Linked DNA regions of Homo sapiens: region 2 is linked to region 1. Evidence: chromatin loops called from intact Hi-C (ENCODE). Cell type or tissue: Caco-2. All regions are shown on one strand. Links, peaks and the distances in the headings refer to the core of each region. The heading gives the core; the rest is flanking DNA.

Region 1 (9,192 bases), core at 591-8,590:
TCATGTGGACCAGAGCCCGCCTAGTCATTATTTGCTGTTGGGTTTCCAGTTTCACCGTGTGTTAGGGCGAGGGATGATTGTAAATTTGCTCCTCAAAGGAATCAGGCCAGACTCAATTTTGGAGGGCAAGACAGGGAGGTGGCCACTTTATCCCAGACTCTGTTCTAGGGCTTCCCACCATCAGCCCCTCCCACTTGAGACTGGTCTTTGGGAGGCAATAGGCCACCATGCCTGGTCAGCACGAATTCAAGCCATGCCAGGAATCTGCCTACCTGCCAGGTTCTGTTCTTTTAAGGTGCCTCTTCAGGGACACAGTGTGTCTCTCTGATTGGGCTTCTAAATCAAACCCTGATGTTCGTGTCCCTCTCATAGGGGGAGCTTTGGACACAGAACCAGTTTGGAAAAGGGTCAGGTAAGGGTTTCCACTCTGCACATTGTAGAGGGGACACTCTGTAGGCCCATGGGTCCCTTACTAGAGAGGTTGAGTGAATTTGCCTTCAGTTAACCTGGGACCTTCTGTTTAGCTTTCTCCTGCCTCCCAAAGATTTTAAGCATTTTGTAAATGTATAAACTCACCTCTGGTAACAGTGGTCCAGATGCTGCTTCGTGATAAAAGCATGGGAAATGTAAAGGCAGTCTTTCCCTGGGAAATGGATGCTATTCTACTCTGCTGCCCCTACCTGTTCCTGAGGCCTCATTTAGAAAGAAAATCCCCTCAGAAGGCTGTCTGGCACCCAGTGTCCTAGCCAGACCAAGTATATGAGAAAGGTAAGTCCATTTTCCCCTTCAGGTCTTCAGTGGATTACTTAACCACTGCTGTCCCTCGGTCCCTTTTTCCTAAACAGGGGTTTTGTTCCGTCTTTTTCTCCTTTTTTCTAAATGTCGGTAAATATCTACAGTCAGCCAGGGAAGAGGAGGCCAGAGGTCGGGCCAGCCGCCCCATTCTTTTAACATTGTAGGGCCTGCCCCTGGAGCGGACCCTCCTCTTTGGGCCTTGTGAGCTTTTTTGCTTATCATGTTCCATTTTGTGCCGCTTTCCCCCTTCAAGAGGCCATTTGGAGGGTAGGGGATCTGCTTCCCACTGTGACTGGGCTATGGGATTCTGACTACCTTGCTTACAGATTCATAGTTTGATAAATTTGTTGTATTCAAAAACTTGAAATGCAGGACGCCATTAAGTGTCTGTTTATATTTTTGGAATATTTGTATTACTTACAATTGATTAATAAAAGGGTGTTTAAAAAAAAACTAAAGGGTCAAAAAGGAAATCACAAACGAAATTTGAAAATATTTAGAGAATAAAAATAATAACATACCAAAACTTAGATGATCCAGTGAACATAGTGCTCACAAGGAAATGTATAGCAGTAAATGCATACATTAAAAAAGATAAAATATTTCTACCAAATAGCCTAGCTTTACTTCTTAAGGAATTAGTAAAAGACAAGCAAATTAAAACTACCAGAAGGAAGGAAATAGTAAAGAATAGAGTGAAGATAAATGAAAAAGAATAGAAAAACAATAGAATCAATGAAACCAAAAGATGTTTCTTTAAAAAGATCAATAATATTGACAAAACTTTACCTAGTTTGACAAAGAGAGAGACAGAGAGAAATAAGACACACAAAATCATTAATGTTCTAGGTTACATTTTTATAGGTGACAGACATATGAAAAGAAATATAAGGAAGAACTCATCCTAGTTTATGTTTTGTTCTATCATTCTACTTTATTTATTATCTCAAGCTTTGATATTTAGCAATCATACTTTAAAGACTTTAAAGTGTTTCTGAAATGTTAATGAAAATGTGCCCATTTAAAGAAGAAATTAATATTCCTTTTTTACTTTATTTATATATATAAAAGGAAAAGCACATATAATACAAATGCTTACACAACTTACCACAATGTTGTTTCAATCATGTGAAATCTTCTGGTTTCTTCTGTAAGATTTAACGAATGAACATCTATAAGAGGAGTTTACAAAGTACCCCAGTTCTTATTCTGACTGAGTTTCTTTCCTCCTTTTTATTATATATGCTACAAGGGTGCAAAACTTAAGTCAGGAAAATAGCTTACCTGTTGACAAGGAATCAGCAGGCTTGAATCTATTAATTCTTTAAGAGTCATTCATACATGTTTCCATTTTTTGTGTGTGGTTGATGGTGACACACTCAACAAAGTCTACCAATTAAAAGCAGCTGAAAAAGAAATGGAAGAACAATGTGGGTTCTTCCCTATAATAATTTACCTTTATTTATTCTCTATTCAAAATCTTGTTTACATAGTCTTGTTTAAATAATTTAAAGTACATATATTCTGAGCAAAATTAGAAATTAAATTACTATTCTTAGGGTCCAGGACAAGTTTGACAAATATGATGACAATGTGTTTAGAAAAAAATAATCCCCAGAACTCAATATCTAAAAGATTAATTATAAAACTTATCAAATGTTTATTTGATATTCTTTATTCAACTATCTGCAGCTTTTTCATTACAGAAGAATCAATATTATTCTTTAACATTTTCAAAATATTGTAAACATTTATTGAATAATTATGTTCTAAGATGTTTTTGTGTTATAGTTATGGTTTCTACTAGTTAAAATCAGATTCATTTTTCAAAATGCAGATAATGTAAATTTTTCATGACTTGAAATAGTTATCATTGTATTTATGGGACATACAATATAGAGAGTAGATGTACAACATTGTGCACTGTCAGTGCTATCAAAAGGTATGATTTAATGTGGGAATTGCTACCCATGTTTTAAATCTCAAAGTAGGAATTTTTAACTGAACAACCCTAATAATCCCAAATATTCTAAAGCTCTATAATCTCTAAAGCCCTGTTGAATTAATTCTTTCTTGTACCTGAATGATTTCTCAGAGTAAGAAGTTCAAATTATGGTGTGTAAAGTAGGGCTTCTATTATTTGTCTTAAAAAATCTCTACTTAGGCAGTTGCAAAGAGTCTGAAAAATGGCTGATTTCAATTTGAGTTGTGAGATCTCTCAAGATCTTGTTTCACCCAATGTACAGTAAGAATATTATCTGTCTTCCAGAATTGGTCAGAAAGGAAAGTAAGATAAAGAATATTAAAGTGCTTTGTATGCTATAATGCACTCTTGCCCGTGGACATCATGCTTAAGGGAGATTCTGAAATTTGGTGCACAAGTTGCTCTTTGTGATTTTATAGGAATGAATCACATGGCTTTCAGCCTTCGTATTTCCTAACTGAGAAGCTCTGCTTTTTTAGATCGCCCTTTCAGAAATTTCAGTCAAACCAAGATTTATTAGTGCTCACTATCTGCTGTGCACTTCACTGGCGGTTTATAATGCAGAGAGGAAGATAGCAGGATTTCTTCTTTACTTCCTTTCTAACCTTTTTGTCACTTATTCAGTGCTTCTAAAATTGGTCAACCAAAATTCCACTCTTGGGTGAAGATTGTGAATGTGAGCCTGAGGGAGAAACACTGGGAGAAAGCATGACCCAGTTTGAGGAGAGCATAAATAGTCCATCTCTCATCATCCTTCAAAAGAGCAATGAATATAACTGCCCACATTATTTTAAATGTGATTGTCCATTTTAAGAAAAGGTTTCTTTTTTTGTAAATATTTTGTCCAATAGTCTTCCTTCAGGCTTTTCCATATTATTGTATCTTTCTTTTTTTGCTTCCGGAAATAGAATGAACAAAATTCAGCTCAAATTAATTAGCTTTCTACTTTTACCTGTTAGCCTAGACAAGTTAATAAACTAACATACTAATAGGAAAGCACAGGAAATAAAAATGTCAGTAAATAAAAATTGAGTGGATAGAATTTTTTTTTTCAGGATATGAGTACAGCACTATAACTCCCCACATCTCACATCCATTCCAAGAGAAACTGTTTTCACTATTTACCTCCTAGCATTTTATTGCCTTTTTGCCTACATAGACGTGCTGGCAAGACATCATCCTCTGTAGTAACCAAAAAGATCTGTCTATCCTCTTACGAATATAGTGAAACTAAAAATGGTGTATGGATCAGACATCGATTCCACATGTCTGCATTTATAACTGTATAGAATCTCACCAGCAATGCAGACTTTATGATCATGCATACTTGAAGACTGTTATAAGTAAATGATTATTTTATCTTCTACTGAAAAGCTTAGATGATCTCACATTTTGAATAGTGGTTTGAAAAGAAGATGATCTAACTCAACTGGAAATCCACATTAGTGGTGAACTACTGTCTCATAATTTACCACAAGCACTAAGAATATGCTATGTATATGAAAGCACTGGCTAGAACACTTCCCATTTTGCAGTTCCTGAAGTTATTTTAGCTCAGTTGAGGAAGAGCCGAATCTCTGTAGCATGGCTCTGCCACATAGATTCTCCCAGGGGTTTGTTCCAACCCTTTACATTCTCTTACACTTCAGAGGTATGAGCAGAGAAACAGACTGGGAAATAAAAGTAAATATTAAATTTAACATCCTATCTGTGACTAGATAAATAAATCTATCCAAATAATGAGTTAGTTAAGAACTTTGTTGTCTCAACACCTATATTTGCTCATTAAAATTGTTAACAAACCCCACCAGGGTAAAAATACAACAGAAGGAAAACACGCAACTTCATGGAATGCTCACACTTTTTGTTTCCTTTTTTTATTTGTATTTGTTGCCTTGACATCCAACTTTAAATTGCTGAAGCCATTCTTCCCTAGGCAAAATCATTTTTAAAAGAAGAAGATGACTATAAAATCAGTAACTCCAAATTGAATGAGTAGTTTGATAGTACAAGTCAAGATTGCAAACACCAAATGCACCATTTGAAATAGAATAAATTTAGGTCATATCATTCTTTTCCTCTCCCATTTCCAAGGACAAGTCACTAGCTCCTGAACCTGTGCAAAGAGTTTACTCATTTACTTTACCCAGACTAAAATAAATCAAGGAAGGATACAGCTGCAAGTAGATATGAAATGGAGATCACACACATTTTGATAGAAATCAATTTAACATTTACCAGGAACATGCTTTTCAATAATATATGACCTGATACAAAGCACCTTCATGTTATTAACAAACTTGGATATATTAGAGAAATTCAGTATTATTAAATACTCATTAACAAATCCTAATCTTTTCTTTGTCAGGAATTTTTACTGAAATCCCTCCTACCTGCCTAATCACCAGGTGGCAGTGTAGTAGCACTCATCCATATCTGTCTTTGAAAAACTTCAATAAAGTGGCATTACAATGAGATTTTCACATAGCATAGGTAGAAGTGTTTGGGTTTTGAAATTTTTTAAGTGTTACTCCCCCCCAGTATTAAAATAGCCTTGCATACATTTTCATAAGTTCCCTTTTGCTTTGAGTACTATGTAGATAGTTATTTTCTCCAATTTTTTAAACTAGAAAAACTGAATATATATATATAACCTCACGGTTCTCTGTTGTCTTAGTTTTAAATAGGAACCTTTTCTACATCATAATAAGAAGCACATTATGTATTTTTTTCAACCAGCTCTTTTCAACAATTGGATTACGGCTGGGTTTCCCAAAGCTTCAACAGAAGCATATGCCAGCAGACTACAAACCTCGAAGACAAGAATCCTGACATTTCATTTTTCCTTATCTAAACTTCTCCAGCTGTCATTATGCCATCTGAGACGAGTTTTCAGTCTACAGTTCTATTCACTCTATCAATTTCTTTGTATTTGCACAATGTTCATTCAGCACTTTAGCCAGGACAAAAGAACCAATTTCAACATTTGGTTTCAGATACCCAGGGTTTATTACGTGCTTAAAGTATGTCTGGATTCTTCTTTTTGCAGATGGAAATTCAAAGATCCAGGTCATGTAATCTGATCCAATGCCAACTAGTGAGTGTGGGACATAACTTCAAACCTGCAGCATCTATGTTTACTCTCTGTTGGAATTTAATGTCATATTATCCACAAATACTTCCTGCTGTATCAGAAATAAGGTATTTGGGAATGTCTCCTAAACCCTCTATATAATCTTTTCCAATATTAGAGTCAGTAGAAATCCTCTGTTTTTGAGCTGCAGGTGTTAATTGGGAGGTAGAAGAAAGTGACTTTTACTGCAAGAACTGGGATTAAACTGCAGTTACATTTCTTGAAAAGCTGACTACACAAAACCTGGCTAAAAACAACGACAACCTAAAGGAGACACTCTATGACCCGATGAATGGCTGGAAGTCTTAGCAGGCTGAATTAAAAAATACTTGGAATTTTATTTGGAAAACCTTCCTTCTGTAGTGAGTCCACCTCCATGTGCTTGATGCAGTTGACACTTACTACCCTGCAGAAGATTATTCAGCCTGTCAGCCAATCTAGAAAATAAAATAATCACAATCCATGTTTGGTGGTATAGTAACTATTAAGTTGATACGGGAACATTTTGCAAAACATGTTAAAATTAAGTTAAAATGAAAGTGGCTCGAAATTAGGATTGTAAGATTTTGCATTTCAATTCAGTTTCCACAGCAATGTTTGGTTGAACTAAAATTCTAAATATGTTAGGAATAAGCCTCTGCTGTACATCATTATGTTCAAAGTTCTCTGTAGCTCCATTTGTGAAAACAAGTGGATGAATAGGTATACATTTTAAAAATATATCTTTGGGATAAAAAGCCTTTTTGAGTTCTTGGTTTTCAGGATGTTCTTTCTGGTATTCTTAAAATAAATGCTTCTATAGTATTACAAAGATAATTTCATTAACCTGCTAAAATGGGAATGTATTTATAGCTACAAGGTGAAAAGTATTATTAATAATAATTTCAAGATGACAGATATTAAATAGTTCAATTATTATTGATAATAAGATTTTATATGAGTGTGTTTTTATTTTCTATTTTAGTTATAAGTAAATCATAATATTCTTCTAAAAATGGTCTTTATCAAAATTATTTTAAAATGTTTCATTAGATAATAAGCAATGCCATTACATGGATTTTTCTCTCACTTTTTAATATAAATTAACCAATCAGCATTTCTAGATATCTCATAATTTGATAACTAGAAAGGTCTTTGGAGATACCTCAGAATAAAATATTTATTATATAAATGAAGAAATTAAGACCCAGTGAGGTTAAGTGACATCTAAAAGGATACAAAAAATCAATGGCTAAATAGGGCCAGAACTCAAATCTCCTAAGTACAAATGCCTTCTGTATAAGTTTTCTCTCTCTCTCTTTTTTTTTTTTTTTGGTAACACCTTATGTTTAATTCCATTCATATTTTATATTTTATATGTATAATTTCTAGTGAACTCACTGCATATCACTGTGTAAAATTTAAGGCACACATTTTTCTTAATATTTTCTTAAGAAAATTTATCATTCTTGACCATTCCTGAGAGCAAAATAATTGACTAAGAATAACAAATGTTGAGACAAGCAAGCCTACGTTCAAATCCTAACCATGACTGTAACTAACTATGGACAAATTATTTAACTTCTCTGAGCTTTAATTACCTCACTTATATAATGGAAATATGACTTCATCCAGGCCTGTGGTAAAAATTAAATGAAATAACACATCTAGATGTCTGCATTTAGTTATAATAGTAGGAATAATAACAACAATTATTATTATTGTGAACATGTAATAAAGTTTCAGTTGACCTGTACTGGGTTAAAATGACACTATAATCTTTTTAACTTTTTCAAAACAAAAATTCTGATTGTAATCCAGTAGTTAGGTAGCTCTAACTTTCAGTTGACTTACATACAATCTATAGGCATACATTTCTTTAAGTGAAGATCTATAAATCATTATTTGCCCCATGAATTAAGAGAGAATGCTGCTGTTCAATACCTGAGACCAACAGAAGTTAAAAGAAGCTAAGAGTCACATAGCAAATCAGTGGTCGAGTTTGATCAAGAACTTCAATCTTTTTGCCTCTGATATAAATGGTTTTGATACTTCTCTATATCAGTGATTTTCAGCCTGTTCTTAGAGAAATCCTAGTAAGTTCTGAGGTATCCCAGGGACAGAGAATGGAGACCAAAAAGCTGCCAGATGATGGCTGAAATGACAAGATTCTGAGTGCCCTCTCTGCTTGTCAGCTAGACCAGCTCTTCTTTTATTGATCATTTGTATTAAGATCTTGCATAATATATATGGATTCTTCTATTTTACAAAAGTTTACCATACTTATTTTCTTGTAGTACTAACATTTGAAACATAAGCATAGAAAATTTTGATACTGAAACAGGCACTGGAAAGAAAGTTAGAACAAAAAAGAAGAACAAACTATTTATATGTTTAATGTTTAATTTATGATTAAACATAAATTTATTTTAAGAACTACCTTTCAATAACCTAACGATCTTAGCATAAATATAAATAAAATTATTCATATATGAAAATATGTCTTTCATAAACATAATGTGCTAGATATTTCTAACAGAAAAGAGAAGGCAATTTCTTACTAACTTGTAATGCTTGAGCTGACATTAGAAAGTCCTTTGAAAAGAATACAAGAGTTTAGGTATCAATAAAAAAAATCCACAATTGATTATGTCTTTGTAAATCACTGAGAAAACATTCTATATATTACAGCCTTACTATTCCAACAGAAAAAAGAGCAGAATTATATGTTCCATCAAGGGCATAAACATACTAACTTTGAAAAGATAATGTACATGGATAAATGGATGGATTGATAGATGGGTTAAAATATTCAAATTGACCAAATAAAGTGTATAAACTTCTTAATATAAGAGTTTTCATTATTTCATAAAAATGTTCTTGTTGGTGTTGTAGTCTTATCCAAAAGATGTCTTTGATTACTAAAACTATAAAATCCTATTACATCATATTTTTCTTTAGAAATATATGAGGGTCCTGAAGAGACAAACGTCAGTCTATCAGTTTATTATCAGTTTGGGTCTTAGTTTATTTTCATTTATATTAAACAATTCTGGAAAAAAATAAATTGTAAATTTGTGTGTTCAATTATAAGTGGGTAGTGTCATTGAGAAACAGTTTATCAAGAATACCCAAATATTCCAATATAATCTCAATTACTTCTCTACAAATTTGTTGTCATCTAAAGGATGTCAGAAAGTGACACAGAGCATGCTGGGAAAGTAATCATTATCTCTTCGTCACTATGTACTTCTTCTGCTTTTTACATTTTGTATGTTTTAATTTAGAGAGAAAGCTGTAG
Region 2 (9,192 bases), core at 680-8,679, 360 kb after region 1:
CTAATTTTTTGTATTTTTAGTAGCGACGGCGTTTCACCGTGTTAGCCAGGATGGTCTCGATCTCCTGACCTCGTGATCCACCCACCGCAGCCTCCCAAAGTGCTGGGATTACAGGCATGCGCCACCATGCCTGGCCACTGTGCAGGAACTTTTTAACTTTATGTGATCTCATTTGTTCATCTTTGCCTTGGTTGCGTATGCTTGTGGGGTATTTATTTACTAAAGAAATCTTTTCCAATCCAATGTCCTGGAGAGTTTCTCCAAGGTTTTCTGCTAGTAGTTTCATAGTTTGAGGTCTTAGATTTAAGTCTTTAATCCATTTTAACTTGATTTTTGTATGTGGCCAGAGATGGGGGTCTAGTTTCATTTTGCTGTGAATTTGGCTTGCTAGTATTTTGTTGAGAATTTTTCCATCAATAACAATCAGGGATTTTTGCCTGGAGTTTTCTTTTTTTTAATGTGTCATTCTCTGGCTTTGGTATCGAGATAACACTGGATTTGTAGAATGCATTTGGAAGTATTCCTTCCTCCTCTATTTTTTGGAATAGTTTGAGTAGTATTTGATATTAGTTTTTCTTCAAATGTTTCATAGAATTTAGCAGTGAAGCCATTGGGTTCCAGGCTTTTCTTTCTTGGAGGCTTTTAATTATGGCTTCAATTTTGGTGCTTGTTTTTAGTCTATCCAGGTTTTGGAGTTCTTCACGGTTCAATAATGGTAGGTTTTACGTGTCTATGAATTCATTCATTTCTTCTAGATTTTCCAATTTATGGGCATATAGTTGCTCATAAAAGCCAGTACTGATCATGTGAATTTCTGTGGTATCAGTTTTGATGTCTCCTTTTTCATATCTGATTTTATTGATTTGGGTCTTCTCTTTTTTTTTTCTTAGTCTGGCTAAATGTTGTCAATTTTGTCTATCTTTTCTAAAAACCAACTTTCATTTTGTGGATCTTTTGTATTGTTTTCTTTTCAGTTTCATCTAATTTTGCTCTAATATTTATTATTTCCTTTCTTCTACTAATTTTGGGTTTGGTTTGCTCTTGTTTTCTAGTTCTTTAAGAGGCATCCTTAAGTTATTTATTTCAAAATTTTCTTCTTCTTTGATGTAGCCCCTTATACCTATAAACTTCCCTCTTAGTACTGCATTCACTGTATCTCATAGGTTTTGATATGTTGTGTTTCCATTATTATTTGTTTCAAGAAATTTTTCAATTTACTTCTTAATTTCTCCATTCACTCACTATTCATTCAGGAGCATATTGTTTAACTTCAATGTATTTGTATAGTTTCCAAAATTCCTCTTCTTATTAATTTGTAGTTTTATTCCATTGTGGTCAGAGAAGGCGCTTGATATTACATCAATTTTGGGGACCTTTTAAGGCTTGTTTTTTGCTTTAACATATGGTCTATGCTTGAGAATGATCCATGTGCTAAGGAGAAGAATATGTATTCTGAAGCTATCGGAAAAAATGTTCTGTAACTATCTATTAGGTGCATTTGGTCTACAGCGCAGATTAAGTCTGATGTTTCTTTGTTCATTTTCTCTCTGGAAGATCTGTCCAATGGTGAAAATGAAGTGCTGAAGTCTCTAGCTACTATTGTACTGTAGTCTATCTCTCTCTTTAATAATATTTGCTTTATATATCAGTGTGCTCCAGTGTTGGATGCATAAATATATTTAAAATTATTATATCTTCTTGCTGAATTGATTCCTTTATCATTATATAGTGATCTTCTTTGTCTCTAATTATAGTTTTTGTCTTGAAATCTATTTTGTTTGATATAAGTATAGTGAATCCTGCTTTTTTTTTTTTTTTAGTTCCCACTACCATGATATATCTTTTTCCATGCCATTATTTTCAGTCTATGTGTGTCTTTATACATGAAGTATGCTTCTTGTAGGCAACAGATCATTAGGTGTGGTTTTTTAATCCATTCAGCTACTCTTTTTATTGAAGATTTTAGTCAATTTGCATTTCATGTTATTATTGATAAGTAAGTACTTATTCCTGTTATTTTGTTTATCGTTTTCTGGTAGGTTTGTGGTCTTCTCTTCCTGCTTTCCTTTTTCCTGTCTTTTGTTTTTTGTTTTTTTAGTGATGGTAATTTTCTCTGGTGGTATAATTTCTTGCTTTTTATATTTTGTGTATCCATTGTACATTTTTTGATTTGAGGTTACCATGAGACTTGCAAATGCTATCTTTTAGCCCACTATTTTAAACTCATGATGATTTGACACTGATTGCATAAACAAAGAAACAAGAAAAAAGTAATAGAAACTCAACACTTTAGCTTTGTCCCCTTTTTAACATTTTATCATTTCTGTTTATATCTTGTTCTGTGTATGTCTTGAAAAGCTGTATCTATTATCATCAGTTAATCTTTTAGTGTTTCTACTTATAATAAAAGTAGTTTACACACCACAATTACAGTGTTATAATGTTCTGTGTTTTTCTGTGTACTTACTATTACCAGTGAGTTTTGTATCTTCAGCTGATTTATTGCTCATTAATGTCCTCTTCTTTGTGACTGAAGAACTTCCTTTAAAGCATTTCTCGTAGGACAGATCTGGTTGAGGAAATTTCTTAGCTTTTGTTTCTCTGGAAAGTCTTTATTTCTCCTTCATGTTTAAATGATATTTTCACTGGATATACTCTTCTAGGGTAAAAGTTTTTTCCTTCAGTACTTTAAACATGTCATGCCACTCTCACCTAGCCTGTAAGATTTCCACTGCAAAGTCTGCTGCCAGACGTACTATAGCTCTATTGTATGATATTGGTTGCTTTTCTCTTGCCACTTTTAGAAGCATTTATTTTTCATTGATCTTTGAAAGTTTGATAATTAAATGCTTTGATGTAGTCTTTTGTGGGTTAAATCTGTTTGGTGTTCTATAACCTTTTCTACTTGAATATCAATATATTTCCTCAGGTTTGGGAAGTCCTCTGTGATTATCCCTTTGAATGAGATTTCTCCCCTTATCTTTTTCTCTATTTCCACTTTAAACCAATTGCTCTTAGATTTGTCCTTTTGAGGCGATTTCCTAGATCTCGTAGGTGTGCTTCATTCTTTTCTATTTCTTTGTGTTCTCTGACTGTATTTTCAAATAGTTTGTCTTCAAGCTCACTAATTCTTTCTGCTTGATAAATTCTGAATTAAGAGACTCTCATCCATTCTTACATATGTCAATTGCATTTTTAAATGCCAGAATTTCTGCTTGATTCTTCATTATTTCAATCTCCTTGTTAAATTTATCTAACAGAATTCTGAATTTCTTCTCTGTGTTATCTTGAGTTTGCTCAACACAGCTATTTTGAATTCTTGTCTAAAAGCACACATATTTCTGTTTCTCCAGGATTGTTTCCTGATTCCTTATTTATTTCATTTAGAGAGGTCATATTTTCCTGGATGGTCTTGATGTTTGTGGATGTTTGTCAGTGCCTGGGCATTAAAGAGCAGGTATTTATTTTAGTCCTTACAACCTGGGCTGGTTTGTACCCATCCTTAATGAGAAGACTTTCTAGGTATTTGAAGGAACTTGAGTTTTGTGATCTAAGTTGTATCTTCTTAAGGGGGTACCCCAAGCCTAGTAATGCTGTGGTTCTTGCAGACTAAAAGATATACTGCTTTAGTGGTCTTAGATAAGATCCAGAATAAGTCCTTGGATTACCAGGCAGAGATTTCAGTTCTCTTACTTTTCCCCAATGAATGGAGTTTCTCTCTTTGCAGTGATCCAAGCACCCCTGTGGCCACCAGCACTGGAACTGCACTGCCTTAGACATGAAACATAGCACTGGGTCTCACTTAAGGCCCACTGTAATAACTTTGTGGCTACCACCTATGTTCACTCAAGGTCCTAGCGCTCTACAATCAGAAGGTGGCAAAGCCAGCCATGCTTGTGTTCTTCCCTTCAGGATGGTGCATTTCCCTAGGCCCTGGGTCCAGAAGTGCGGTCTGGGAGCCAGAGACTAGAGTCAAAACACATAAAAATCTACTTGGTACTCCATACTACTGTGGCTAACCTGGCACTCCAACCAAAAGACAAAATCCTTCCCACTCTTTCCTCCCCTTTCCACAGAGGAGACTCACCCCATTTTACTCCTACCACAGACCCATGGGGAGTGCTGCACAGCTACTGCCACTGTTCACTTAAGACCCAAGGGCTCTTCAGTCAGCTTGTGGTGAATGCTGTCAGGCCTGAGACTCACCCTTCAGTGCAGTAGGCTCCCCTCAGGCCCAAGGCAGGTTCAGAAATGCCATCCAAGAGCTAAAGCCTCGAATCAGGGAACCTAAGAGCTCACTTGGTGCTCTACCTCTCTATGGCTGAGGTGCAAAACAAAGTCCCCTTTACTTTCCCCTCTGCTTTTCTCAAGTGGAAGGGGTCTTGCTTTGTAGCCACCACAACTAGGAATGTGATGAGTCTCACCTAAAGCCAGCAAGTCTCAGAGTCTCACCCAAAATCCTTAATGTAGTATCTGGGTATCACTGCTGTTTATTCGGAGCCCAAGGATGCTTTAGTCAGAAGGTGATGCATCCTGACAGGAATGGGTCCTTTTATTCAAGGCAGTGAGTTCCCTTCTGGCCCAGGGTGTGTCTAGAAATGTCATTTAAGAGCTAGAGCCTGGAATGGTTAGCGTCATGACTGCCCAGTGACCAGTCCTACTGTGGCTGAACTGGTATCCAAGCTGCGAGACAAGCCCTATTTATTCTTCCCTCTTCTCTCAAGGAGAAGGCAGGAGGCATTTTCCTTGCTGTGAGCTATGTTTCCTGGGGTTGGAGAGCAGTGGCACAAGCACTGCCTTCCCTACTCAGCCAATGTCTCACTAGGTTGTTGTGTCCCCCAAGTCCAGTAGCTCTAAGCTCATCACAGCACTGGGACTTGCCTAGGAGTTGCAGCCCTTGTGGCCTAGACTACCTTTCAAGTTTATTTAGAACCCCAAAGCACGTAGGCCTCTGTGGCAAGCCTTGGAGAATCTCAAGCTCTGACCAGTAGGATGGGCAATTCCCTGCTGGCTAAGGCTGATATAAGCACTCCCTCTATGGGTGGATGTCAGCTGAGTTCGGCCTGATTTTGCTTTCCACAGTGGCAGGACAGCACTGAGTTTCTACACAAAGTCTCACAATCTCTTCACTTTCCCTCCCGCAAGTGCACGGACTGTCTCCATACCAGGCAACCCCTGAGGGGACAGGGGAGGGGTGACATCTGCAATTTAAGACTGTCTTTCCTACCCTCTTCAGTGAATCATTCAGCAATATGAAGTTAAAACTGCCTACTGTCATGCTCACCCGATTCTTTGGTCCTTATGAAGGTGCTTTTTATGTGTAGAGACTTGTTAAATTTGGTGTTGCTGTAGGGGTTATGTTGAGTGGAGACTTCTGTTTGGCCATCTTGCTCCAACCCTCTCAGTTCTTACATCTTCTTACCCTGATAGGTGAATGTTATCTCATCCATGTGCGGGACGGATGCTTGCGTTGCAGTGCTTTTCTTTCAGTAGTTAGCAGATGTTTTTACACTGTGCTTTTCTCTTCTAGCATTAAAGAGAAGAAATCCCATGAAAGTTTACATTTTTTTCTTTGTGTGTAACTTTTTGTTTGAGAACTCATAAAAATTTTCTCTTTTTTTTTTGAATCAGAAACTTCAGGACGATTTGCCTAAATGTGTCTTTTTCCATCAGTCCTTCCTGGAACTTAGTAAACCCTTTCAATTAACAAACTAAAATAATTCTGCAAACCAGAGAAAACTGCCTTTTTCATTTCTTCAATTATTATAGTACTCCATTTATTGATTATTCTTCTTCTAAATTTCTATTATCTAACACTTTCTTAAGTCTCTAATCTTTTTCTTTATAATTTCAGTGACTTTGTATTTTTGCTCTGAAATCTTGGCTGTTTCTTCCGTTAGATCTTACAGGCCATTATACTGATCCTGAATAGTAATTATTCTATCCTCATCTTTCAAGATAATTTATAAATGTATTGTCATGGAAAATTCCAAAGTTGTACATAAATTAAAAGAATCCTAATAACACACCCTTTTCCATGTACCATTCATTACCTGTCTTCAGCAACTACCAGCAAATGGCCAATTTGATGTCATTTTTGTGTCAACCTACTACCTTCTAAGCCAATTGGATTATCTTCCAAAACATCCCAGACCTTATATCCTGTCACACATAAGTATTTCAGAATCTAAGGTAGTCTTATCTAAGGTAGTCTTTTATGCCATCTTATGCCTTTATGTGTCCAATTATTTTCTGTTAAAGTTCCTCATTTCTCCTCCATATTTTCCATTTTAACAAAAGCCAACTCTTCTGTGGGCTTTTTTTTCTTTGTATACACATGGTTCCAGTCACCCTGAGGTCAAGCTGCTGCAATGCTTTACCTTGTAGATATTGGGTATATTTAGTATTCCTCTTATCTGCAAGCTAAGGAGACAAAAATAACAAAACTTCTTAATCTGCTTCCTTTCCTTTTTCTCCTTGTTTGACTTCCTACTCTCTGCCTCTGGAAGCTGGCAAACTGACAGCTCATAAATCGTCATTCTCTGAAACCAGGAAGAAGCCTCTTTTCTCTTTCTTCAGCTGCAAATCAGTGGTCTGCATGTCTCAGAGTAAAGATGGGTTAAAGCCAACTGTTTCTCTACTGTGTAAATCCTTGGGGTCTAAGGAGACTAGCAGGTCTTCCTCCCATGACCACTTATGCAAGATAGAGCTACCCTAACTCTTATGGGTCAGTGAATCTACACAGGCCCCAAGACCCACAGAGTTCTGAAGTTTGCCTCAGAGCTTCATTCCCAGATTTAGTTAGGCCTAGAAGAGAACTGAGTCCTGAGCTCTAGTCCTATCCCTTATCAAAACCAAAAAGCCAATTGTTCCCACATATCTGCCATTCCCCACCTGCCTGCTAGCATTGATAGCTGTGCTGGTGGACAGATCAAAATTCATATTGGAGGGAGATAAGGGTATGCATTTGCACCACCCTTTCTCCAGAATTCCTCTTGTCCTTTATTCATGGTAGTATTTCTCAAATTGCATGAAATCCTTTGGGAGTTTGAAACATAATAAATACCTTGTGCCTATGAATCTGAACTTAAACATATATGTCTTTTTGGCCCATCAGAATATAACAATAATAATATGTGTTTTATACTGGACAACATGGAAATGTCATTTTTTCCCTAGATACAAAGTTATCAAGTCTTCACTCTATGCCACTTTTCTAAGATAGAAACTTTATAAGAAACAGGATAGGCTGGGAGTGGTGGCTCATGCCTGTAATCCCAGCACTTTGGGAGGTGGAGGTAGGTAGATCATCTGAGGTCAGGAGTTTGAGACTAGCCTGGCCAACATGGTGAAACCCTGTGTCTACTTAAAACACAAAAATCAGCCAGGCGTACTGGAGCACACCTGTAATCCCAGCTACTCAGGAGGCTGAGACAAGAGAATTGCTTGAACCTGGGAGGCAGAGATTGCCATGAGCCAAGATCGGGCCAAGATCCAGCCTGGACAACAATAGCAAAACTCTTGTCAAAAAAAAAAAAAAAAAAAAGAAAGAAAGAAAGAAAGAAAAAGAAAAGAGACAGGTTAAAGTATAAAATAAACCTCAGTTTCTGGCCTGGCCTCTGATTCTAAGAATGCTCACAATGTCTAAAAGGAGGCTTTTCTATGACTGATCACCTGCATATGGACCCCACGGGAAGATGACTTAGTCCAACACTGGAAAGACTTGAGTATTTGAAAACTATAGTATCATGAAATTCTGCAATTTTAGCATTTGGAAGGGTCTTAAAGATCATCTAATCTCTCTCTCGCTCTCTCTCCCACACACACAAACTTCTACACAACTTCTATTTTCTCCTCTAGACTAACAGAATTAGAATAATGTGATTTTTATGAAAGTGACTTATCCAAATTACCCAAAGGTCATCAATATGTGTTTTATAATGGACAACATGGAAATGTCATTTTCCCTAGATATAAACTTATCCAACTTGGTTTTCTGTTATGCTTGGTTAAAAATACATAATAAAATAACATTACATGTGTTTATATACACAAAGAAGTCCATCAAAAATATGTCTGGCAAAAATAAGTGTAATATATAAGGGAGGTAAATGTATGCTATAAGGAAAAAAAAACCCATAAAACTCATGTAGGCATTTTTTTAGTGTAAAAGAAAATAAATGGATGACACTATCTACTTGATAATATTTGAAACTGAAGTACCTAAATAAGCCGTAGAAAATCTGTATCTACTCACTTGAATTGCTATAATGCAATTTCTCAGAGGATTTATATTAGAATCAGATTGACCTTTATACCAATCAGAATATAATAGGTATGGGGAAACTACATTGAACCACACATTTCATTTTTGACTTTGCCAAAAATATGAAATCCATATTGTTTTTAAATAATAGAATTAAATGCATGTGAAATCACAACAAAATCTTAAAGAAAAAAAATTTTATCCTTAGCAAGACATATGTATTAAACTGAATGAACTACAAGGCACAGAAAGAACCATCCATTAAGTCAGGAAGATACAGTGGGTTCTTTCGGAAACAGAATTATGGCTGGGGAATCTGTGTGTGTGTGATAGGCATCTAACATTAGCCATTATTCTGTCATATCTACTTCATCAGTGAGTAAGAAATCTCATAATGTTGAATGAAATTGATCGCTGTTGTTCCTAGGATTCTGTATCAAAACTCTGATATGATATTCTTGCCAAACTACAAATCATCTCTTCAATGCCTCTTTCACAATGCAGTGTGGTGTATCTTCCAGGTTCTTTCAATGAACCAATCTGATGAATGCAAAATTGTAATCTGAAAATATAAAAACTATCTATACTAAGGTATACAGTTTTTAGAAGTAATAAAATATTTTATATCAAGTATATTACTTTTATGTGTTTGATAGGTAAGGGTTAAATATGGATATTAGTTTGTCAAATAATAATAAAATAAAATAGGTTCTCTCGTGTTAAATGCATTTTTAGGTTTCTAAGGACCCTTTAATATTAATGAAACATCGTCATCAAAAGATACATATTAATAGTTGAAATCATTTAATTTTTTTCTAATATTGCAAATAGACACTATGTCCCTTAAAAAACACATAAAACTTGGCTGGAAAAATATTGAAAACCAAAAAAAAATGCATGCCATTCCTACACATCCTATGAGGCAC

Evidence for each region. A loop is a pair of places that touch in the nucleus more often than their neighbours do. Peaks named below come from ENCODE experiments on the same cell type or tissue, not always from the same donor. Only the 100,000 strongest peaks of a DNase experiment are listed, where the experiment ranks them.
Region 2: a loop joins it to region 1, with 14 times the contacts of the local background. A loop is called at or near these places in 5 of 110 quality-filtered maps.

Annotation. Positions count from the first base shown.
Region 1 is chr7:109,839,370-109,848,561 of GRCh38, forward strand. It overlaps the pseudogene LOC100128056. Among named protein-coding and RNA genes, the nearest start is that of LINC02903, 960 kb to the left of the region's middle. In Caco-2, for the core only: a CTCF peak has its summit at 5,195 (motif pointing right); no DNase peak of the experiment used is centred there.
Region 2 is chr7:110,199,701-110,208,892 of GRCh38, forward strand. No RefSeq gene overlaps it. Among named protein-coding and RNA genes, the nearest start is that of LRRN3, 890 kb to the right of the region's middle. In Caco-2, for the core only: no CTCF peak of the experiment used is centred there; a DNase peak (open chromatin) is centred at 5,041.